2 separate regions of the Homo sapiens genome follow, and region 2 is linked to region 1. Evidence: read pairs that join two places in POLR2A ChIA-PET (ENCODE). Cell type or tissue: OCI-LY7. All regions are shown on one strand. Each heading gives the region's core, and the rest is flanking DNA. Links, peaks and the distances in the headings are about the cores only. Region 1 has its middle 44 kb from the start of UCP1. Region 2 overlaps NAA15 (N-alpha-acetyltransferase 15, NatA auxiliary subunit).

The links. ChIA-PET counts read pairs that join two places held together with the same protein. Peaks named below come from ENCODE experiments on the same cell type or tissue, not always from the same donor. Only the 100,000 strongest peaks of a DNase experiment are listed, where the experiment ranks them.
Region 2: POLR2A ChIA-PET joins it to region 1 with 5 read pairs; 1 of 35 experiments calls an interaction of 5 or more read pairs at or near these places.

The regions. Positions count from the first base shown.
Region 1 is chr4:140,607,233-140,619,596 of GRCh38, reverse strand. No RefSeq gene overlaps it. Among named protein-coding and RNA genes, the nearest start is that of UCP1, 44 kb to the right of the region's middle. RefSeq lists an enhancer at 787-1,390. In OCI-LY7, for the core only: no CTCF peak of the experiment used is centred there; no DNase peak of the experiment used is centred there; H3K27ac peaks cover 1,114 bases.
Region 2 is chr4:139,306,214-139,318,577 of GRCh38, reverse strand. All of the region lies in intron 1 of NAA15 (N-alpha-acetyltransferase 15, NatA auxiliary subunit), which reads right to left. It also overlaps the pseudogene RNU6-1214P. Among named protein-coding and RNA genes, the nearest start is that of NDUFC1, 9.9 kb to the right of the region's middle. In OCI-LY7, for the core only: no CTCF peak of the experiment used is centred there; a DNase peak (open chromatin) is centred at 5,397; H3K4me3 peaks cover 2,304 bases; H3K27ac peaks cover 4,000 bases.

The DNA of each region.
Region 1 (12,364 bases), core at 536-4,535:
CTCTCACCCACCTGTACTTTGCCAAAATCAGAGATAGCATTGAGCGGGAAATAAGAGTGTTTTGTTTAAATGTGTAGCCCTGGATATAGAAGAGGAGCCAGCATTTTCCATTGTCATTAAGAAAGTGACAGTAAATGAGTAGCAAGTCCCTCTGAAAGCCTGTCTCTATTAATATGCTGAGAATTCTGTTGCAATCTTGTCCTTATTCGTTCAAGCACATCATAGTGCTTTTCATCACAGCAGCAATATACTGCATAATGGCAGGTTTTAGTCTGTGTTTACTTCTAAAGGATGCACAGGGAGGAGCCTGAACCCTTGAGCTGAAATTTCCAGCTTCGTCTACGAGACAAATAGGCTCGTCCTCTCATTCGCTACATCAGAAGAACATCCTGGGGGAATTATTCCGCCCTCAGCTTCCAGAAGACAGGTGACACATTTCTAGTTGTTCATGGTTGTGTTATGCACTTTTCGTGTCTCCATGGATTACTCTCTTTGATTTCAACTTGTGATTTACCATCTTCTCTGTTTTTTGGGGGGTGTTTGTTTTGTAGGGGTTTTTGTTTTGTTTTGTTTTGTTATTTGTTTTTGCTTTTGAGACAGAGTTTTGCTTTTGTCACCCAGGCTGGAGTGTGATGGCACAGTCTCTGCTCACTGCAACTTCTGCCTCCGGGTTCAAGCAATTCTCCTGCCTCAGCCTCTGAGTAGCTGGGATTACAGGTGCCCGCCACCATGCCCAGCTAATTTTGTATTTTTAGTAGAGATGGGGTTTCACCATGTTGGCCGGGCTGCACTCGAACTCCGGACCTTAAGTGATCCACCCGCCTCGGCCTCTCAAAGTGCTGGGATTACAGACATGAGCCACCATGCCCAGCCATTATCATCTTCTCTGGCCACTTTACCCCCATCTCTGTCAGTCCTTCCTATGCTAATATAATAATGATGACACCAGTGCAGAGGAAGGGCTCAGTGTCTATATCTCGGTGAGGTTCCTGCTCCACAGCACTGGGTCCTGGCCTCAGTGGAGCTTTCACATAAGAACAAGCAAAAGAGAAAGCTACTGCTACAGAAAAGGAACAAAGCAAACCATGCAGAGTGTGGATGCGGGGAAGGGATGATGCCAGAGAAACCACAGATCTAAGGATATCAGGATATCACTGCTTAAGCACCACTTTGAAGCTGATTCTAGGGAGAAGCAGGATAAGCTATGTGGTAGAACCACAAAGAGAGCCACGGCCAATAAGGAGGCTCATGTCCCAACAGCATCCTCACCCCCACCAAGGTGACGCAGGCCGAGCACCCTGGCTTCTGGGCACAGGGCAACTCCCGCAGCCTGCTCTCTTCAGGGCAAACCTCTTTAGGAAGGGTGGTGAGGTTTCTCCTCCTCACTTTCCTGGCCCCAGAGACTCTATAGGAACCTCCCAATCTCAGTAGAGTAGCCTTGGTCTGGTCTCCAGCTGAAGCGTTGTCTAGGAGCCTGAACTTAAAGAGATTCTGCTTCTTGAACCTAGCAGGGAAACTGAAGTGGAGGTGTTGGCAGCTGCCTTATTTCCACTTCCAGTTAAGGGCTCCTCTGGTTGTGTATTTGTCATTACCCATCCTGTGAAAAGGCTCTTTTGTTACAGATTCAACTTCTAACCTGAAAAGAATAACAATTGATGTGTTGAGTAGAAAGCATTTCATACTATTTTCTGCTTTAAAATGACTCCTTTACATAATGTTTAGGCCCCTGTGCCTTTTGTTTAACATGCTTTTGACAGTCTAATTCTTTAAAAGGAAAGCACGGGACTCAGACAAAGGAATTTATCGTTAGACACAAGTGAGTAGAGTAGGCTAAGACTAGGATTCTCTTTCTGTGGGCTTTGTTAATACGATCGGCTGCCAGGCAGACCGGTCTACACAGCAGCTAGAGGCAGACGGCAGAGGGCCAAGCTGTAGATTATCAGGGCTTCCTGGATTCATACTACTTCCTCCCCTCACCCTTCACAGAGAAGCCAGAAGAAGTCCACAAAGCTAAATCCTGTAGCTCTTAGAATACCTGAAGGAAACAGTATCAGCTAGATTCATGCCACATCCTAGGACTGGCCTGGAAATAATCTTTTGAGCCCTAGAATAGGTCTGGTGAATTCATTCATTTCATGACTATTGACCACCTACTGTGTGAGATATTGTTTTAGGCACTGAGAGTACAGCAGCAAATGACAATGACCAAAAACAATCCCTGTCCTTAAGGGAAATTCTATTTTAATACGGCAGACAGACTATAAGCAAGGTAAGTACCATATCTGTTATGTTAGTGGCATATGCATTAAAACAAACACAGCGGGGAACCTAGGTTAGAAATGCTGGGCTTGGGAAGGTGGTGAAATTTTAGATGGGGTGTTTCGCGAAGACCTTTCACAGAAGATGACTGTTTAGTAAAAGCCAAGGGAGCAAGCCATGCAGATGAGATGACTGGAGGAAGAGCTTTGCAGACAGAAGAAACTGCAAGTGCAAAGGCCCGATAATGGGAGTGCGCCTGGTAAGTTTGAGGGACATCAAGGAAGCTGTGGATGGAGCAGAATGAGTGAGGGGAGGTGGTAGTCAACGAATGCAGAGAGGTAATAAGGAACCAATGACAAGATGGCCCTTCACTCTGAGGGAGACGGCAACCACTGAAGGGTTCTGAGCAGAGGAGAGACATGACCCAATCAAGGCTTTAAAAATAATTCTGGCCACTATCATGACAGTAAGTAGAAGCGCAAGGATAGAAGCAGGCAGACCACTTAGGAGGTTACCACAGGAACCCAAGTAGGAGTCGGTGATGACTTTTTCACCTACCCTCAATTCTGAGGCCTAGAAGGAGCAGAGAGGCACATCCATCGTATCCTAATGGTCAAAGCAGGCACAGGCCAGGTCAGACTCAGAAAGGGAGATGGATCCTGCTTCTCAATGAAAGACATGTCAAATAATTGCTGTCCTCTATTCTGCCACATCGACCATTCTTCTGGGTTTTCCTGGGCCTTCTTGGATATTCACTAAATATTTTAGCATCTGGCTCATAAATTTCTTTTCTGCCCCAGTTTTTGCTACCATTCAGGGAACTTCTACATCTAAACCAAGAACCCAGAAAACACTTTAACCTTGATTTCCTGGATTCCTGTGATTTTCCATCCCCTTCTGTGTCTTAGAAATATGAACTCATACCTTTTCACCTCTGTCATTCCCAGGACAGTTGCCTACAGTACTTCTAGTCCTTCAACTCCTCTATTAATCCATGAGGTCTCGCACTGATTTTCCTATTGAGATATGATCCTGTGGTCATCTCTTTCACCACTATCTTTTCAGCTCTCTCAACTCAATCTGCCTGGATCCTCTGCATCTGCCATCTGTCCTCTGCGGTGGTTACTCTGTAAACCCCAAATCAGGAATTGTTATAAGCATCTGCCTTCTTCATTCGCATCTGGGCTGCTGTGTAGCAGACACTGCTAGAGGTGAAAAAATTTACATGATATAGATTTGTACTACTCCAATTTTATGATTTTTATCTTCAGATAGGTCCTGAATGCCAATTAGCAATCCATGATTGTTCCATGTCCCTGATCCAATCTTCCTAGTCCCCCAAATAGCTATTTTAATTCTTTACTAGTCTCATCGAACCCCCTAATCCCACACCTGCTTCCTCTTAGATGAAAATTTGATTCTCAGTTAACAGAAATAATTGGAGCTATCAGTTGCAGCTCTCAACTCTGAGCCCCTCAAGTGCAAATGTGTCTGCACCTGCAATCTACTTTTCTCCTTCCTCCATGTTGGAGGAAAATTCAGCACTCTTTAACCTCTTTTATCTTCAACATCTTCTTCACAATAGCCTCAGGTTGTAAGACTATTTACTCAATCCCTTAACTTTGTAACATACTAGTTATTGACTTATCTAACTGCATCACAACCAAACATGAAAGAGTGGCCTTATCTTACTACCTCTGTTTCTTCACTTCCAGTCTAACTTCAGTGCACTTCGGCATGGATTTACCTTTGCACTGAAACTGCTCTTGCTGAGGGCAAAAACAGTTTCCTAATTGCTAGCTCCAATAGATCCTGATTCTTAACTTACTTTCTCTTTCTGTGGTATTTAGATCTTTTGACACTCCCTCATTAAAATTATCTCCTCCTTTTCAAGGTGTCCGTGACACCAATATCTTTGCAATTCCCCTTTGTTTCTCTAATAAATTCACCATGAACTTTCCTGGGCTGCTTTCCTTTGCCCACCTCTTACATGATGGTCACCACAAAGATCTTCCCAAGGTGCTCCTTTCTCATTGCTTGCCCTGAAAGAGTGCACCCACTTCAATAACTTCAACCCCTATCTGTCTACTACTGACTCCCAAATACTAAGTCAGCTCAGGCTTCTCTCTGGAACTGTTTCATTTAGTCCATATGTATTGAGTGCCTTGGGTGTTCCAGGCTTTGTGTCATGTGCTAATAACAGCAGTGACAATGAACAAAAGAGGCACAACAATGCTCTCACTTCCTGAACTTATATGCACTTCAAAAACTGGACTCTTCTCTCCCCATAAAGTTTCCCTTTATTATTCCCTATTTAATTAATAACAGCAATATCCATGTAGTAACTGAAGCCAGAAATGTATGTCATTCTTGATTCCTCCAAGTTGTTTATGACCCCATTTTTTTTTTTTTTTTTGAGACGGATTCTCACTCTGTCACCCAGGCTGGAGTGCAGTGGCATGAGCTCAGCTGACTACAGCCTCCATCTCCAGGATTCAAGTGATTCTCCTGCCTCAGCCTCCCGAGTAGCTGGGACTACAGGTGCACACCACCACACCTGGCTAAGTCTTGTATTTTTAGTAGGGACAGGGTTTTGCCATGTTGACCAGGCTAGTCTCAAACTCGTGACCTCAGGTGATCTGTCCACCTCAGCCTCCCAAAGTGCTGGGCTTACAGGCATGAGCCACTGTGCCCAGCCCCTATCCATTATTTTTTTTATTTTTTATTTTTTATTTTTTTTTTTAGATGGAGTCTTGCTCTGTCACCCAGGCTGGAGTGCAGTGGCACGATCTCGGCTCACTGTGAACTCTGCCTCCTGGGTTCACACCATTCTCCTGCCTCAGCCTCCCGAGTAGCTGGGACTACAGGCACCCGCCACCACACCCAGCTAGTTTTTTGTATTTTTAGTAGAGACGGGGTTTCACCATGTTAGCCAGGATGGTCTCGATCTTCTGACCTTGTGATCCACCTGCCTCAGCCTCCCAAAGTGCTGGGATTACAGGCGTGAGCCACTGCACCCAGCCCCGTTATTTTTTATAAACACCATTCAATCTCTGCTCCTCGGTCTATTCTCAATTATACTGACAGTCCAGCTTTGTATCTGGCAATAGGTTCAGAAGGGTTTTATTAGGTTTATATATTAATATTTGATCTATCTCTTCAGTCCAGACTGTATTTGTATAGGTTATCCTTAAGCAAAAGTATCAATCCTATTACCTTCATATAACAAAAGGAAATTGATTGCTTTTTACTTAAAACAAAACAAAACATTTCTTGGCTTGTTGTGGATTGAGCAGGCTCTCAGCTTCTTGCTTCTTCTTGACACCTTTGCCCAATATGTGATGATCCAACTGCCTCAAAGTGTGACCCAAAGGGAGAACTCAGAGGTTGGTGCTCTGATGGAAGCTTACATATGCATTTATAGTCCCTGACCTTGGCAACTGTAATAGTTTCCTTAATTGGGTCTGCTTTCAGTAACTGGAAGGCAGTCATTCATTTTTTCTTTTTTTTTTTAACTTTTATTTTAAGTTCAGTGGTACACGTGCAGGTTTGTTACATAGGTAAACATGTGTCATGGAGGTGTGTTGTACAGGTTATTTCATCACCCAGGTATTAAGCCTGGTATCCATTAGTTATTTTTCCTGATCCTCTCCTTCCTCCTCAACTCCACCCTCCAATAGGCCCTAGTGTGTGTTGCTCCCTTCTATGTGTCCATGTGTTCTCATCATTTAGCTCCCACTTATAAGTGAGAACATGCAGTACTTGGTTTTCTGGTCCTGTGTGAGTTTGCTAAGGATGATGGGCTCAAGCTCCATCCATGTCCCTGCAAAGACATGATCTCATTCTTTGTATGGCTGCATAGTATTCCATGATGTATATGTATCATATTTTCTTCATCCAGCCTATTCACAATAGCAAAGACATGGAATCAACCTAACACTGCATCAATGATAGACTGAAAGGCAGCATTTTAAAATGGCCCTTTGGCTATTTGTCAATCTGTGTGTGATATAATTACTCTTCTAATTGTTGGCAAGCAAGATAGAAATGCGCAAGTCTGTAAATTCATCATGTCACACTTTCCTATGTGTACATGAATGTTTGTAGCAAGTGTTTGAAACAAACTTTTTGGATTGCAACAAAGGTTGCTGGATTGTTGCCATTTTATTTTTTGCCCCTAGTCCTCCCTCTCACACTCCTCAGTTATTCTTTTAAACTATCGCTTATGTGATCTTTTGAAAACTTTAATGTAATCATGTTTTCCTCTGTTTTAAGCCTCTCACCATCCCACCTTCCTACAGGATAATAGACAAGCATATATGAAAGTTTATGATCAGTCACTACCTATGTATATACTATTTCTCAACATTGGTTGGTATCCTAACAGGTAAAGGACCAAAAATATCCAAGGTATTAGAGTATATTCATTTTCCCCTTTTGGTTCATATTTTACAGCATCCTTTGTCATGCTGTCAAATTCTATGAGCCAGGTGCAATATTTCAATCCCTCCTTCAATTCCTGCTGCAAATTTAGACCTAAGAGTAGGAAATGGGGAAGAGTATTTACTTTTGAAGTTTCAAAAGTGAAAGAAAGTTTGGTATAAACCAAGAAGTGATCAGTATGAAATTTCAAAGGACAAAAATGAAACCCTAGCAGCAGAATTTGGATAATATAACTCTATAATTTGTATTGAATTGTGCAGTATTTTCAGTGTAATGCAACACAATATCTCTTCTCACTGTGAGAAATAAAGAACTGTACTTAATAATGAGGAAGTAAATAAGGAAGTAATACTTGAACTTGCCAGATCCTTCTTAAATGCTCATGTAAACTGAGAAGATATTTGGAAGAGTCTATGAAAAGATAAAAACGCAAAATATTTTGAGATAGGGCACTGGGTTGTTTCAACAGCTTGTCTCATAAACAAGAGAATTTGTAAATAGCTGCTGCTATGGAGTTAACCTGGGTATATTGATTTTCTAAAAGACTTAAGCAACCTATGAAATTATAAACTTTTTTGAAAATGAGTAAGATGAAATAGCTTTAATAGTATACATGGGTTAACATGAATATTTCAGAATCTTCTTTGGAATTGTATCTTTGCTCCAAATGGGAAGGGGCAAAAAATACCATTTTAGAGCAAAACTGTCTCTTGGGTGGCTTGCCCATGTCCAGGTGTTTGCTGTGAAGAGACACAGTAGTTGGAATCCTCAGCCTACACCGTCACTCCCTGCAACTCTCACCACCTGGTTCACCATGGCTCACTCTAGGGGCCCTGAGTACACATGCTGAGTCAGGCAATGATGAAGCCACGAGGCCAGAAAAAGATTCTGACTATCTGGGAAATTACAGAGCCATTCATTTCTCCAGCACAATGTTTACCCATGTGTTGAGATTTCTTGGAAATAAAAAAAAAGACAATTGATGAAGGACTTGTCACTGGGCTTAGCCTTGCCGCTATGCTAAATTTAAACTCTCTTTGTCTTATAGTAGAGAAGTTTCCTTTGAAATATCGTTCATCTGTATGAATATCACATAATAGTGTTTATTTTTGCTTACTTTTTTCCATACGAGTAATACACAGACACAGCAAAATGAATTCCCAGATTGACCAATAAGAAGTGAGGCAGAAAGAAAGTCTTCCTTTATTAACTTCTGTACTCCTACTTCTCTCCTTGGAGGTAAGTATTATTAATAGATTGAATTTCATTTGTTCTAGAAATTTCTATATGTGTCTACATACACATACGCGTTTTTTGTGTTTTGTGTGTGTGTGTGTGTGTGTGTGTGTGTGTGTGTGTGTGTGTGTGTGTGGTGTTTTTTTTTTTTTTTTTTTGAGACAGAGTCTCACTCTGTCGCCCAGGCTGGAGTGCAGTGGCGCGATCTTGGCTCACTGCAATCTTTGCCTCCCAGGTTCATGCCATTCTCACCTCAGCCTCCCGAGTAGCTGAGACTACAGGCGCCCGCCACCACGCCTGGCTAATTTTTTATATTTTTTAGTAGAGACAGGGTTTCACCGTGTTAGCCAGGATGGTCTCGATCTCCTGACCTTGTGATCCACCCGCCTCGGCCTCCCAAAGTGCTGGGATTACAGGCATGAGCCACCACATCTGGCCACATACACGATTTTAAAACATACACACAAAAATTGAATCAAACTAAAACTTATTCCGTGATTTCATGTTTCACCTGAGGGTCATGGAGATTTTTTCCATAGGTGTATATGGAGTTCTGTCTCATTTATGTTAATGTCAGCACAGTATTCCATGAAAAGGAAATGTTCCGTAATTTATTTAGTTACACCTATGCTGCCCCACCCTCTGTCTCAGTTGATGGACTTTTACTTATATGTAGGCTTTTCTTATCATAAACATTGTGGCAAGGAATATTACTGTAAAGAGATCTGTGACATATATAAGAATATCTTTTGGGGATAGGATTGAAAAGGTAAACTTGCTGGATCAAAGCATATGTCCATTTAAAGTCATGACAGATCCTGTCAAATTGCCTTCAAAAGTCCTTCACTTGTTTACATTCCCATCAACAGCTAGTGCTCCCTTCTTACATACCTTCAGCAACATTTGAAATTAACACTCTTTCTATTTTTGCTAATCTGATGGATAAAAGATGATATTTCATTTTAATTCAAATTCCTTTCACAGTGAAGCAGTTGAATTTTTTAAATCGATACATAATATTTTACACATTTATGGGCTACTTTAAACAATGTTTATTGCTCCTTTAGGTTCTTTTGAATTTGCCTTCTAACTTTTGGTGTCTTGCATTATATGACAGTGTGCATGTTTTATGAAATCAAATCTGTTACACTTTTTACACATGACTTCTGTGCTTTGTTTCTCCAGTTCTTAAATGCCATTCACTATGACAACAACGAGAGAATAAAATGAAAGAGAAAGAGGGGGTTATTAAGCAGAAGGAATTGCTCCACGCTCACTGAAGGCCAGTGGCTTTCCAAAGAGCTGGGGAGATGCATTTTTCCATGGGGCCTTAACAGCCACTTGTATCTGTCACAGAGCAGGCCCAAGCCAGAGCATCTAGTTACACCCATTCAAATGCATCCCACATAACCTCATTAATATCTATTCTATTTTATCCCACTAGGGGGTAATGTTGGGCTAAAGACCATTCCTGGTGACTAAATTTGAAGCCAGCGTTCAACATGTTCTGATTGAAGTTTTATTTCTGTGGTCAAAACTAAAAGGATCCATTCCTCCCTTAATGCTAGAGACACTTAGGAAAAAAAAAAGAGAGAAGAGCTTTGAATTCAAGTGTAACTGAAATGATATTATCAAGAAGAGCTTGACAAAAGCTTCTGCTCCAGACAGCACTCAGCAGAGACAATGGATTATTCTATTACAGACACAGGAAGCCACGGACAAAAAGAGGAAAAGATTCAATGGAAGAGAGATGATGTCCTTCATGATGCAAACATCACCTAACATTAAATATTTCCACAGGATTTTATTTCTGCTTAAAATCTAATTTCCTCTTGGGTTCATGGCCTTAAGCTGGCAAAATCCCCTCCTAAAACACTGCCAACGTCATATTCCTGCAGTGCCAGTGTCTCATGGGTCACAGAGCCCTCCTCCATGGCCTGCCTAACTGGCACTCTTCCATCAGAGCGCCAGCCTGTGGGAACAGGTGACTCCCCAGTGGCCTCACTCACAAAGCTCATGGAGAAACACAATGGGTGGAGGCCATTTTTTTTTTCTCTGCCCCCTCTACAATCACGTACAAAAGCACCTTCTAGGATCACCCTTCAAACTTCCAAAGATCTCCCCCTCTCCAAGGGCACTCAGTGTCATGGTACACTTTTAATTTTCTCTGCAAAGGAGGCAAACTCAATTCCTCTTTTAACAGCTCCCTTAAAAATATTAAAGATCTGAATAAAGAAACTTAAAGGTCAAAATGATCCAAATTAAATGAGACAATTGTTTAAGGATTCAAGGGTGTTACTTTTTTTTCTTCTTTTCTTTTCTTTTTTTTTTTTGAGACAGAGCCTTGCTCTGCTGCCAGGCTGGAGTGCAGTGACATGATCTCAGCTCACTGCAATCTCCACCTCCCGGGTTCAATTAGTTCTCCTGCCTCAGCCTCCAGAGTAGCTGAGACTATAGGTGCGTGCCACCATGCCTGGCTAATTGTTTTTATTATTATTATTTTTAGTAGAGACTGGGTTTCACCGTGTTAGCCATGATGGTCTTGGTCTCCTGACCTCGTGATCCGCCCGCCTCGGCCTCCCAGAGTGCTGGGATTACAGGCATGAGCCACCGCACCCAGCCAAGGGCATTACTTTTAAAACAATACAGCCTGGACCTTGTCAGAAAGATGGAAGCAGGGTGGGCCTTCCAGTATTCCACTAAGAAGCTCACAGACAACACCACCAGCACACAAAGTAGGATAATTTTCTTTCCTAGATTTGGTGAGACAAAGAGGAAGAGAGAGAGAGAGAGAGAACTGTACACATGTGGGAGAAAGACATAAAGAGCTCACTAAGTAAAAGAGCTAGGCTGAATTTCAAGAACATCCAGAGTAAAGGAGGCCAGCCCCCTTAGAGATTTTCACATTCTGTTTCTTTTCTTTTCCTTTTTTTTAAGAGATGGGGTCGTGCTATGTTGTTCAGGATGGTCTTGAACTCTCAGTCTCCCAGGTAGCTTGGATTATAGGTGTGAGCCACAGCACCCAGCTACGCATTCCATATCTTTTTTTTTTTTTTTTTTAGACGGAGTTCCACTCTTGTTGCCCAGGCTGGAGTGTAGTGTCATGATTTTGGCTCACTGCGACCTCTGCCTCCCGGGTTCAGGCAATTCTTCTGCCTCAGTTTCCGAGTATCTGAGTTTACAGGTGTCCCCCACCACATTTTTTAGCAGAGATGGGGTTTCACCATGTTAGCCAGGCTGGTCTTGAACTCCTGACCTCAAGTGATCCACCTGCCTTGGCCTCCCAAATTGCTGAGATTACAGGCGTAAGCCACCGTGCCCAGCCTACACATTCTATTTCTGACTGTCACCTTTAGCTCTGACTGACCCCAAGGTATTGAGAGGAGCAACAGGGCCAAGCTACCTGAACCAGGCGTCAGCAGGTAACACAGTCACTTGTCTACACTTCCATGGATATTTTCTACGGTTTTCCTTCCCCATCTACAGACGGACAGTTTGGAAATGGGAAGACATACTATGCCCAGTTTAAAGTCTGTAATTTGAGAGCCTGGGGATGGGGTAGAAAGGGAAGAGTAGCAAAAGAGTCAGCAAAGCGGAGCACAGATCACTGGAGCCCTCTCCTGGGAATAAATGTTCCCTCCCCACACACATCTCTGTCCTTCCTAAATGGACTCCCATCTCTATCTTTTTCCCTCCCTCCTCACTAACTGCAGCTGCCAATTTGAAAGTCTTGTGAGTCAAAAAAAACAAGCCTGGAGATTTCTGTGAGCTCTCTGATTCCCAAGAAGAGGAAAGGAAGAAAATTAGTAAAATGGCTTAGTGAAGCTAAGCCTGTGGGCAGACTACCCTGAGTTACCTGTTCTTCACTCTGCCTGTATTTTTCAATATCTATTTATAATACTGCCTGAAATGCCACTAGGCAGAGCAATTTGGGTTTAGTACTGTCCTCAGACGTGGGCAGTTGGTGTCCTGCCTTGGGCCTCAGGCTTTAGTGGGCTCTGCCTTGTCCAGCCACTCTGACTATGCTGCCCCCACCACGCACTGCTCTGGAAGGACCAAGGAGACTGATGTCAGGGGGACTGTGCCAGTCACCTTGTCCAGACCACACTCTGGTAACCAGAATCCCATTACCCTGCCCAAACAGCTCTGAGTCCCTCCTAGGACCTGCCCAGTCTTCTCCTCATGCTCGTGAGAGCAGAGCCATGTACCTAGGCATGGCACCCTGGGCAGAAGGGTGCCTAGGAGTTCCCTGTTGGGAGGATTGTTTACAGACCCTCTATATATAAGCTGGGGTGTCACATCCACATGCACAACGCCATCCACAGTGAGATAAAAAATGGTGGGGGGTGGGCCTAGGGCCTCCATGTGTACTCTTCCCCGACCCAAACATGCTTTGGGTAGGCCAGCTTGGGTTAGCAATATTTCT
Region 2 (12,364 bases), core at 3,292-7,291, 1.3 Mb after region 1:
CCAGCCTCCTTTGACATTTTAGACCACTCTATGAAGTTGATATAATATTATTCCCATGTTTCTATGTTTTACTTATTTTTTTTATATTTAAGAAAACATGGAATATTTCATGAATTTACATGTCATCCTTGTGCAAGGGCCATGCTAATAATCTTCTTTGTATTGTTCCAATTTTAGTATATGTGCTGCCAAAGAAGCACCGTATATTTAAAAAACTAATAGGGTTTCAAAAAAACAAACGGGGGAACCGAAATGGAATTGCTAAATTTTTATTTTTCCAAATAAGCCATTAAAAAAAATTTTGGCGTTAGTATTTCACACACACACACAAAAAGCATCTTAATATTATAAAGGTAATAAATACTCAGTCTCAGAATAAAAAAGACAAGAAAGATCTGTAAGGAATTTTACACCAATATTTTTGTGGAGTACAAGCATTAGGGCGTCATTGGTCTTTATCTTTGGAAGTTTTGGACACAGAAGTGAAAATTACATATATGGTCTTACTAGCAAGCAAAATTGAGTGCAACAATCACCATCCACTTTCTGAATATTATACTCTTGTAAATGTATCATAAAATGTGCCAGATTTTATATTTCATTTACTTTGTAGCATGAAATTATGTCACTTGAAGAAAGAACATTAAAGTGGCATTTCAGATTCCTGCTTGATAAGAGTAGAAATCTGCAAAACAAGGATTACACACATGATTGACAGACAGCTATAAAATATAACCTCATAGTTATTTCCATGACAAATACTTCCAAGAGAGTTTGAAGAGAGAACAATGGGGTAAAACAGAAGTATAACCAATTATCCAATTATACAAAACCTGAATTGCAAATTATTTTAAAGCAAACACAAATATTTTCAAGCATAGCACATAAAAAACACAGATTAAGTCCCCTATAGGTTAATGGCCATCCTCTAATTTGGGTTTGTTTTGTTGTTTTTTCAAGACAGTGTCTTGCTCTGTCACCCAGGCTGGAGTGCAGTGGCATGATCTGGGCTCACTCTAACCTCCGCCTCCCGGGTTCAAGAGATTCTCCTGCCTCAGCCTTCCGAGTAGCTGGGATTGCAGGCATGTGCCACCATGCCCAGCTAATTTTTGTATTCTTAGTAGAGACGGGTTTCACCATGTTGGCCAGGCTGGTCTCGAACTCTTGACCTCGTGATCTACCCGCCTCGGCCGCCCAAAGTGCTGGGATTACAGGCGTCAGCCACCGCGCCCGGCCCACGATCCTCTAATTTCTACACCCTCCACAAATCCTCATAAAAACCATACAGGCCAAGAAAAAGAGCAAATAAAATCATCCATAGCTGACCCCACAGCATTATAAGGAGATGAAATGACTAAAAACTCCAATTTACGTATAAGAGCATAAACATTGAAGACCAGAAGCTTCAATGGGAACTGTCCAGAAGAGCAATATAGCAGAGTCCTAGTGGTAACCGAATTACATGTAATATGACTGAGGATTTACCATCAGGAGAGGGCCCCATCTGAGAGAAAGTACTGGCACATCTGATACATGACAGTGAGAGCAATGGCTACTGGGAAGTCAAAAATACACTTAGAAAGTATGTAAGATCAAAGGCAACAGTTTTAGCAAGGCACAGTTTCTGGGAGAGAAGGAGGTGTCATTTGGAGGGTTGATGATAAAGGAAAAAAAGGAAGTGACCAGAGCATAGATGGCCTACTAAAACAAGACAGAACTATGGCGGGGGGTGGGGGGAGGTGTTAATTTATTTTTAAAACTACATTTCACTGTGGCAACAAATCAGAATGCTCTTGAACTAAGAGACTGAGAAGGCCACCCTAACCCCATCACCAAAATAAGACAAAATAAGATAACAATATTGTTGGTACAATAAAATCTGGCACAAACAACCTGAACAGAAAAAAGGACTCAGCATTCATACCAAATTACTTATAAGGAATAAAAAGTAAAATACTTGGGCAGACGAAAACACATCAAAAACGCTTACAGAGAAAAGATGTAATATCACCATATCCATCGCAAATTTAAAGTAATTAAATAACAAATGCAGACATAAAAGAACACCTCAAATGAGAAACTCAAAATTTTAAACAGAGTAGACAAATAACAGGAACTTGTAAAACATGAACAAACTGAACTTAAATGAAGACTAAATTACAAAAGATGCCCTAGAGAGAACAGATATGATCTAAAGAGATAGAAAATAGGAATGCTTTCACATAAATGAAAAAGAAATAGATGTGAAAAGAATCAAAGAAAAGTCATACATATAGAAGAGACAGAACAGGTGGTAGATGTGAATCAAATATTTTATATCCAGCCAAGCTGTCCTTCAAATATCAAGGATATAGGAAACAATTTAAACATGTAAAAATTTAAGAAATTGTTTCACAAGCATTCCTGAGGAATCTACTAGATGATGAGCTTTATCCAAGAAGTGATTGAGAACTTCAAGAAAAGATCTGTAAATCTTTAACAATATTGTAGTACTAAATTTAAAACAAAGGTATTGACGAGGAAGAATAGTATGTAAAATGACATACTCTCACAAAGTAAATATAACTTCAAAAAATCACAGGAAAAGAGACAGAAAAAAAAGAAACTGGAATAAGACTTCACACGTAAGAAAATGAAACCAAATGGCTCTAATTTAAAGCTGATAAACCAAATAGAAGAAACCTAAATTTTTTTTTTTAAAAAAGAGAGAGACTAAGAGGATTTTTAAAGGTATAATATAAAGGTAACTAATGAAAATATAAACTCTCTTAAGTAAAAAATAAAAATAAAAAATAAGCAAATAAAAACATCAAACAGAATATAAGACCCAGAGTAAGTATAACATAAACCAAAGATGAGATCAATTCAGTGAAAAAGCTAAGGTTTAAAATAGACTACATCTACAAAAGAGCAAGTACTAATAATACACGTGCTTTACCATTGGGCATGCACTTGTATACGTATCTCACTACCTAATTTGGGAGGTAGTTTAGAAAAGTACTGCTTTTCTCTTTTACTCAGATTTGCCGAGTCGTTGTTGTTGTTGTTATTGTTGTTCTTGAGACGCGGTCTCACGCTGTCACTCAGGCTGGAGTGCAGTGGCATGAACACTGCTCACTGAAGCCTGGACCTGCCACGCTCAAGCAATCCCCCACCTCAGCCTGCCAAGTAGCGGGGATTACAGGCACGTACCACCACGCCTGGCTAATTTTTGTATTTTTGTACACATAGGGTTTTGCCATATTGCCCAGGCTGGCCTGGAACTCTTGGGCTCAAGTGATCCTCCCACCTCTGCCTCTCAAAGCACTGAGATTACAGGCGTGAGCCATCGTCCCTGGCCTATTTCCTGGGTTTTAAAATGTCACTTGGTCTCCCACAGAAATCTTTAAAATGAATTAGCCTCTATCAAAAGCTTCCCTAGGCCGAGGCAGAGCTTGCAGTGAGCCGGGATCGCGCCACTGCACTCCAGCCTGGGTGAAAGAGCGAGACTCCGTCTCAAAAACTAAACTAAACTAAACTAAACTAACCTAACCTAACCTAACCTAACCTAACCTAACCTAACCTAACCTAAACTAAACTGAACTGAACTGAACGCTTCTCTAGGCCGGGTGTGGTTGCTCATGCCTGTATTCCCAGCACTTTGGGAGGCCGAGGCAGGCGGATCACAATGTCAAGAGATTGAGACCATCGTGGCCAACATGGTGAAATCCCGTTTCTACTAAAAATACAAAAATTTGCTGGGCATGGTGGCACACGCCTGTAATCCCAGCTATTCAGGAGGCTGAGGCAGGAGAATTGTTTGAACCCGGGAGGCAGAGGTTGAGGTAAGCCAAGATCATGCGACTGCACTCCAGCCTGGTAACAGAGCGAGACTCCATCTCAACAAAAAAGCTTCCCTAACAAAGAAACAGTTGGAAGATGCTTAAGTCTCCTTGGTTTTCATTTAGTGGCAGTGGCAACCTAAGACGGCAAAGAATGTGGCACTATCTCAGGTATTAGATGCAAGACTAGGGCTCTTAGTAAACAGCCATACTTCAGAGTTAAGAACTACTCAAACACAGGATATATGATCTCTACAACTCTAAGTTAAATCATGTACAGGTAAATTCTGTTACATTGCTTGTTTTGAAAACACACATTGGCTCCAACACAATTCATGGGGAGCATTTTTAACATTTTAAATTTCATGTTTGCTTCTATGAATTTCATCTATTAGAAACTCTAGATGAACACAGAAAACAGCACCTAGCCAAAACAAGTCTCATAGGCATGCACAGCAGCACCCAGACACACACCTCAAACAACTACCTCAGATCCCCTTGTATGTTGTGAGCCACAATGAACCACACCCATCTACATCTGATGTTACAACTTACCATCAGATTTCAGATAACCTGACTTTCTCCACTTCACAATAATTTACAAACTGTAATCCTTCAGATGCCCACTTCTGCAAGCAAGCACTGTCTTTTTCAAGGTAAAGTGCAATATTTACATCATAGTATTATGTATTTGTTAACCATTTAACATATGTAAAACAGTACTACCATTTTAAGTTCTTATCTTTGTTTTTAATCTGTCACTAATAATGTTTTTTAATGTTGTGGTCAAACTCATTTTCCCCATAAGCCCTGTGGTTTTTATTGCGTGATTTTGCAAAGCGCAGCGACTTTTAGGAATCTCCATGTCCCGATACAGTGGAATTACCTGTATATAAAGCATTTAGAAATATACTGTAACAGGCCGGGCGCGGTGGCTCACACCTGTAATGCCAGCACTTTGGTAGGCCGAGGCGGGCAGATCACCTGAGGTCAGGAGTTAGAGGCCAGCCAATGGAGAAACCCTGTCTCTACTAAAATTACAAAATTAGCCGGGCATGGAGGCACATGCCTGTAACCCCAGCTACTCGGGAGGCTGAGGCAGGAGAATCACTTGAACCAGGGAGGCGGAGGTTGCAGTGAGCCAAGATCACGCGGCCACTACACTCCAGCTTCGGCAACAAAAGCGAAACTCCGTCTCAAAAAAAAAAAAAAGAAAGAAATATACTGTAACAATGTAGTCATTAAGTATTGGCTATACTTACAATTTCCTTAAGGGAGTGTCACAAAGTTTATATCAGCTAACATGTAAAAAGTCTAGCATAAAATCTGGCTCAAAATAGATACTAAATAAATACTGCTTTGCTTAATGTTCCCCTTCTTAAAAATTCTAACTTGGTCCTCAAACATTGATAATTAAAGGTAATCTTGTACTACCCAACAAGTTCTCTTTGAAAAATAGAGTAACATTTTAAGTGTAAGCCATTTTAGCCATTTTATTGTGAGAGGAAAAAAAAGTTTTTGAATTTGAACAGCAACCATGTGTAAAAGGAGACAACCAACCAAGGCCAGGCTTTTTTTCCCTAGGTCTACTGTTTTTAAAAGCAAACTTTCACTTCTCCTTTTATGTAATCAGATAAAACAACTCTTACAGATGCCACTCAGGAATGTTTACATAATCTCCTCTGTAATAAAATCAAATGGAATCTTTAAAATTAAAAATAATACTGGCTTCAAATAATATTATTTCCCCAAGGTGTTTCAGTAGAAATTTCACATTATTTCAACTGAAGATTTGTTCATATTATACTAACCAAAGAAAGTGCAGTAGAGCCCATCAGATAACAAAAACATCAACCTGTCCATCATTTAATTCTTACACTGCAATTTTTATTTTACTTTTTTTTTCCCCCCCAGACAAGGTCTCATTCTGTCACCCAGGCTGGAGTGCAGTGGCATGATGATAGCTCACTGCAGTCTTGAACTCCTAGGCTCAAGCGGTCCTCCACCTCAGCCTCCCAAGTAGCTAGGACTACAGGTTTGCACCACCACCACATCCAAGTAACTTTTTCATTTTTTACAGAGACAGAGCCTTGCTATGTTGCCCAGGCTGGTCTCAAACTCCCGACTTCAAGAGATTTTCCACATTGGCCTCCCAAAGCGATGGGATTACAAGCTATTTTACTTCTAAATAACAAGGAAAGAAAAGATTGCTTTAGTTAAAAGTGTAAGGGATTATTTTAATGCCATATTAAGTAGTGAACAATATAATTTCCTATCTTACCTAGGAGGAAAAAAACCACAGGCAACAAGTTAGACTAGTGTTCTTAAAGTTACAACTTTAATACAAGTTTGTACAGCATGTATCATAAAACAACTTAGATGTTTAAGCCTACAGCTGGCATTTCAGGGAAATTTCCAAAAGTCAAGAATACAACCACAGCATAAAATTCCTTCCACACCCTAACATTTACACTGAGAACTATTACTGAATTTAAGCCTCTTCACTCACCCTTCTTACTATCAGAATTGGCAACTGACATTCTTTTCAGAACTATTTCTCACTAAGAATCTTAAGTTTGTCTCCTCAACAGGATATTGCCTGTAAATAGAGAGCAAAATTGTATTTAGATATGAATGCTGATTGCTGGCTAAGCTCACTGTTATGTGACTTGTTCTCTCTTCCACATCAGCTTCCCAGCATACCAAGAATTAAACTTGATTTTTAAATTTTCTGAAAAACACAAAGCAACTCTAACACTACGATTACTTTCCCTCAAATTTTTTTTTTAAAGAGATAGAGTCTCGCTATGGTGCCCAGGCTGGAGTGCAGTAGCAATTCACAGGCGCAATAATCACAAACTATAGCCTTCAACTCCTGAGCTCAACCAATCTTGCTGCCTCAGACTCCTGAGTAACTGGCATGCACCCCTGCGCCCAGCTCTTCTAACATTTTATATTTTAAATTTTATAACAGGTCTATTTCTTAATATCATATATAGTGGTCATCAACCCTGACTTCGTGTCAGAATCGGTTGTAAAGCTTTATGAAATGACGTATGGCTGAGCCCTACTATCTGAAGATTCTAATACAGCAGCAGGCTCCTCACAACAAACTCATTTAATCCTGATACCATTTCTCCTCCAATGCCAAAACCAAAGAAACAATAACAAAATTTTCCTCTTATTATGCTTTTGTGATGAAAGGCTATATAAACAAATACTATAATTCATTTATAAATTAAACTTCAAAGTCTTACCATAATATAGGCTCTGCCCAATATCCTACAATTATTTCATACACTAATGTACTCTGTAATGCCAAAGCCCAGCTTAACTCCCTTCTCCAAAAATTTATGCAAGCACACAATCCAAAGATCTTTTTCTCTCTTGCCCTGTAATCACTATTTTCACACTCACTTCACATAACAAATATTTATTAAACATCTACTATGGTACATCATTTTAACCAATGTGAATAGAGCCATTAACAGACGTCCTTATCTTCATAAACCCTACATTTTAATTGTGGAAAACGTGATAAACATAAAAGTAAATGTATGTCAGAAGCTGATAAATGAGAATAAAGTAAGAAATAAGAAAATAAGGTGAGAAGGACTGACTGCTAGCCAAGGAAGGTCTCTAAATAACATTTAAAGGACACCTGTTTAGCCAGGCATGGTGGCATGTGCCTGTAGTCCCAGCTACCCAGAAGACTAAGGTGGGAGAATCGCTTGAACCCAGGAGACAGAGGTTGCAGTGAGCCGAGATCACACTACTGCACTCCAGCCCTCCAGCCTGGGCAACAGAGTAAGACTCTGTCTCAAAATTTTTTAAATTAGGCCAGGCATAATGGCTCACACCTGTAATTCCAGCATTTTGGGAGGCCGAGGCAGGTGGATCACCTGAGGCCTGGAGTTCAAGACCAGCCTGGCCAACATGGTGAAACCCCGCCTGTACTAAAAATACAAAAATTAGCCAGGTGTGGTAGGAGGCACCTGGAATCCCAGCTACTCAGGAAGCTGAGGCAGGAGAATCACTTGAACCCAGGAGGCAGAGGCTGAAGTAAACTAAAATTGTGCCACTGCATGCTAGGCTGAGTGACAGAGCAAAACCCTGTCTCAAAAAATAATAATAAAAATAAATTTAAAATTAAAAATAAAGGACATCTGAGCAGAAGTCCTAAAACAAATAAGAAAAATGAGTCACACAGGTATCTGGGGGAGAAAATTCTGAACAGTCCTTTGCATATGATCCTTTATACGACATAGCTTTTTATGTCCAAAAATGTTTTTTTTTTTTTTTTGAGACGGAGTCTCGCTCTGTCGCCCAGGCTGGAGTGCAGTGGCGGGATCTCGGCTCACTGCAAGCTCCGCCTCCTGGGTTCACGCCATTCTCCTGCCTCAGCCTCCCAAGTAGCTGGGACTACAGGCGCCCGCCACTACGCCCGGCTAATTTTTTGTATTTTTAGTAGAGACAGGGTTTCACCGTTTTAGCCAGGATGGTCTCGATCTCCTGACCTCGTGATCCGCCCGCCTCGGCCTCCCAAAGTGCTGGGATTACAGGCGTGAGCCACCGCGCCCGGCCCAAAAATGTTTTTATGAAGAAAGAAGATATATTTGAATCAATGCTCTGTCAGAACTTCATTGTCAGAAGCAGAAATATTAAAAGATATAAGACTGCACACTAAGGAGAGGGATCCCTTCAGTTGAGGCCAGCTGGACAGTATCTCTCCAGTCCCCCAATCACACCGAGCACCATGCCCGCCCCTCTGGAAACTGTTCATTAACCAGCGCTCCAATAGTTTGGATGGCAATTCTATTATCATCAAATAACTAGTTTGAGCCCCAATAATGACCCAGGACTGCAAGACTTTGACACATCTAAAAAATGGAACATTAAATTCAGTTCCCTTTTAAGCTTTAGTCTGCTTTTCTGAAAATATAGTGTTGTCCATCTACTACTATTGAAAACTGAACTGTGGTCACTCTGCACAAACAAGTATTTTTAACCCACTCTATTGACGCAAAAGAATTTTTAAAAAATATTTTTTAAAACATTTCAGGTTTCTAACACAATACAGAATTTTAAAAATATATGCTGTCAGTTTAAAACAAAAACATATATTTGTTCATTCATACTGCATCTCACTCCAGAAAGACAAAAATTAAAAAGTAAGCAAACAGGCCAGGCGCAGTAGCATGTACCATAATCTCAGCTACTTGGCAGGCTGAAGCAGGAGGATCACCTGAGCTCAGGACTAGCCTGGGCAACACAGTGAAATCCTGGACACACACACACACACACACACACACACACACACACACACACACTTAAAAAGCAAGCAAAGAATAAATTTACCACATTATTAAAAGATTTTCACTTCTCACTAGATTTTTTTTTTTTTTTTTGAGACGAAGTTTCACTCTTGTCCCCCAGGCTGGAGAGCAATGGCGCGATCTCGGCTCACTGCAACCTCCACCTCCTGGGTTCAAATAATTCTCCCGCCTCAGCCTCCCAAGTAGCTGGGATTACAGGTGCCTGCAACCACGCCCAGCTAAGTTTCGTATTTTTAGTAAAGACGGGGTTTCACCATGTTGGCCAGGCTGGTCTCTAACTCCTGACCTCAGGTGATCCACCCGCCTCAGCCTCCCAAAGTGCTGGGATTACAGGCGTGAGCCACTGTGCCCGGCCCTCACTCGATTTTTACAGAAAAATCATTTTGTAATTTTTATAATAATTATATACACATTATATACACATATATAAAATAGCAAAACTGCATTTTGTTTTCTGGTATACTTTTAAGGGATAATTTATCCGAGTTTAAATTTACGATTACCGGCAGGGTGCGGTGGCTCACGCCTGTAATCCCAGCACTTGGGAGAGGCTGAGGTGGGTGGATCACCCGAGGTAAGCAGTCTGAGACCAGCCTCGCCAACATGGCGAAACCCTGTCTGTACTAAAAATATAAAACTTAGCTGGGTGTGGTGGTGGACACCTGTAATCCCAGCTACTGGGGAGGCTGAGGCAGGAGAATCACTTGAACCTGGGAGGTGGAGGTTGCAGTGAGTCGGAGAGTGCAGTGAGCTGAGATCACGCCACTGTACTCCAGCCTGGACGACAAAAGTGAGACTCCATCTCAAAAAAATAAATAAACTTATGATTAACTACTAAGAGCTGAATGGGATTTCAGAACAGACCAAACTTTGTTTCCATTTTTTGATTTTTTGTTATATTCTAAATATATGAAGTACAAGCAAAAGTATATTAAAACCAATTTCAAAGTTACTGTCCACTCTTAGTTGCAAAACTGGAATTCTGTCACAAAGAAATTAATCAGTTAAACTTTCATGTGCATATGGACACCTACTTGCTAACAATTCCTAATCTAAATTTCATCAGCAACTGAAGCTAAACTAAGTATCATTAACTAGCAGAAACATTAACTTTCCCAAAGAAAATAAATCACATAAAATAATTTACCTATTATACAATGGGCCGGGCGCGGTGGTTCATGCCTGTAATCCTAGCACTTAGGGAGGCCAAGGCGGGCAGATCAGGAGGTCAGGAGATCGAGACCATCCTGGCTAACACGGTGAAACCCCGTCTCTACTAAAAATACAAAAAATTAGCTGGGTGTGGTGGCAGGTGCCTGTAGTCTCAGCTACTCAGGAGGCTGAGGCAGGAGAATGGCGTGAACCCGGGAGGCAGAGCATGCAATGAGCCGAGATTGCACCACTACACTCCAGCCTGGGCAACAGTGAGACTCCGTCTCAAAAAAATAATAATAATAATAATAATTTACTTATTATACAATGTATACAGCCACCTAATAAGTATTACTACTCCTTTGCCTAACAATTCCCTCACCCTCCTCCTACACCCCTCCCCTAAATAGTTAAACACTAGGCAGGTGTGATGTTAAGTGCCCTGAAAAGAAAAAAAGTTTTATTCCAGACTGTAACTAACACTAGCTGTTGACCTTAATCTCAGTCTGTTTGCTTAATAAAAATGTCCCCACCTTGAAAAGTTTTGAGAATTAAGAAAGGACTCTAAATAAAGCATGCTGTGTCCAAAACGGTAACCATTCACCACATGTGACTATTTGAATTTAAATTAAGATTAATTAAAAATTCATTTCCTCAGTTGCACTAGCCATATTTCAAGTGTGCAATAATTACATGTGGCCAGGCCAGGCACAGTAGCTCACATCTGTAATCCCAGCACTTTGGGAAGCCAAGGCAGGAGGACTGCTTGATCCCAGGAGTTCAAGACTAGCCTGGCCAACATGGCGAAACCCCGTCTCTACCAAAAATACAAAAATTAGCCAGGCGTGGTGGCACGCCTGTAGTCGCAGCTACTCGGGAGACTGAGCTAGGAGGATAGCTTGAGCCCGGGAGGTGGAGGCTGCAGTGAGCCGTGATCAAACCACTGCACTCCAGACTGTGTGATAGAGTTAGACCCTGTCTTAACAAAAACAACAAAAAACAAACCTACACATGGCCAATGGCTATCATATTAGAGCAGATAACAAATATTTCCATCATCACAGAAAATTCTACTGTGCAGTGCTATTCTAAAGCACCTAGAGCAGAGCCTGGCAAATGGTAGATTTCTCATTTTACCTGGCAAATAGTGACAAATCACAAACATAATCATCATGCTATTTTAACTTCTCTCACCACTTTTCTAGGAAAGAAAAATTCTGTCCTTTAACACTTACAACTAACAATTTAAATCATTCAGGCTAAAGTCCAAAACTACATTTATTGATGTACAATATTTTAACTATTCCCAACTTAGATTTTTCTTATAACTGACATTAACATTTGAAGAGCAAAAAAGAGAGAAGGAAGCAGCAGCAACAGCAACCAACCTACCAATACTTGATTGAAAGGCATTAGGATATGTCCATCTTTTCCAAGCAGGTTAAAATCTAAGGTGTGGATTTTGTTCTACTCTGGCAACCTCATTTTTCCTACCCTTAACCTAGATCCTAACAAAGTGGTATAAATATCTGGTAACCTCCTCAAACTTTTAGATAAACAAATAGCATCAACAGTAGGCAAAGGCCACAATTTTCTAATGACTTAATTTTCCAAATAAGTTAAAAGTTTGTAATTACAAACAAAACAAAACAAAACAAAACAAAAAAAAAACCAGACCAAAAAAAAAAAAACCAGCTTCTGGCAAACACAAGTCTTCCTTAAACTCTTACATAGGACCAGGTGCAGTGGCTCATGCCTGTAATCCCAGCACTTTGGGAGGCCGAGGCAGGCAGAACACTTGAGGTCACTAGTTCAAGACCAGCCTGGCCAACATGGTGAAACACCATCTCTACTAAAAATACAAAAAAAAAAATTAGCCGAGTGTGGTGGCAGGCGCCTGTAATCCCAGCTACTTGGGAGGCTGAGGCATGAACCCAGGAGGTGGAGGTTGCAGTGAGCCAAGATCACACCACTGCACTCCAGCCTGGGTGACAGAGCAAAACTGTCTCAAAAAACAAACAAAATAAAATAAACTCTTACATAGTATATGTCACA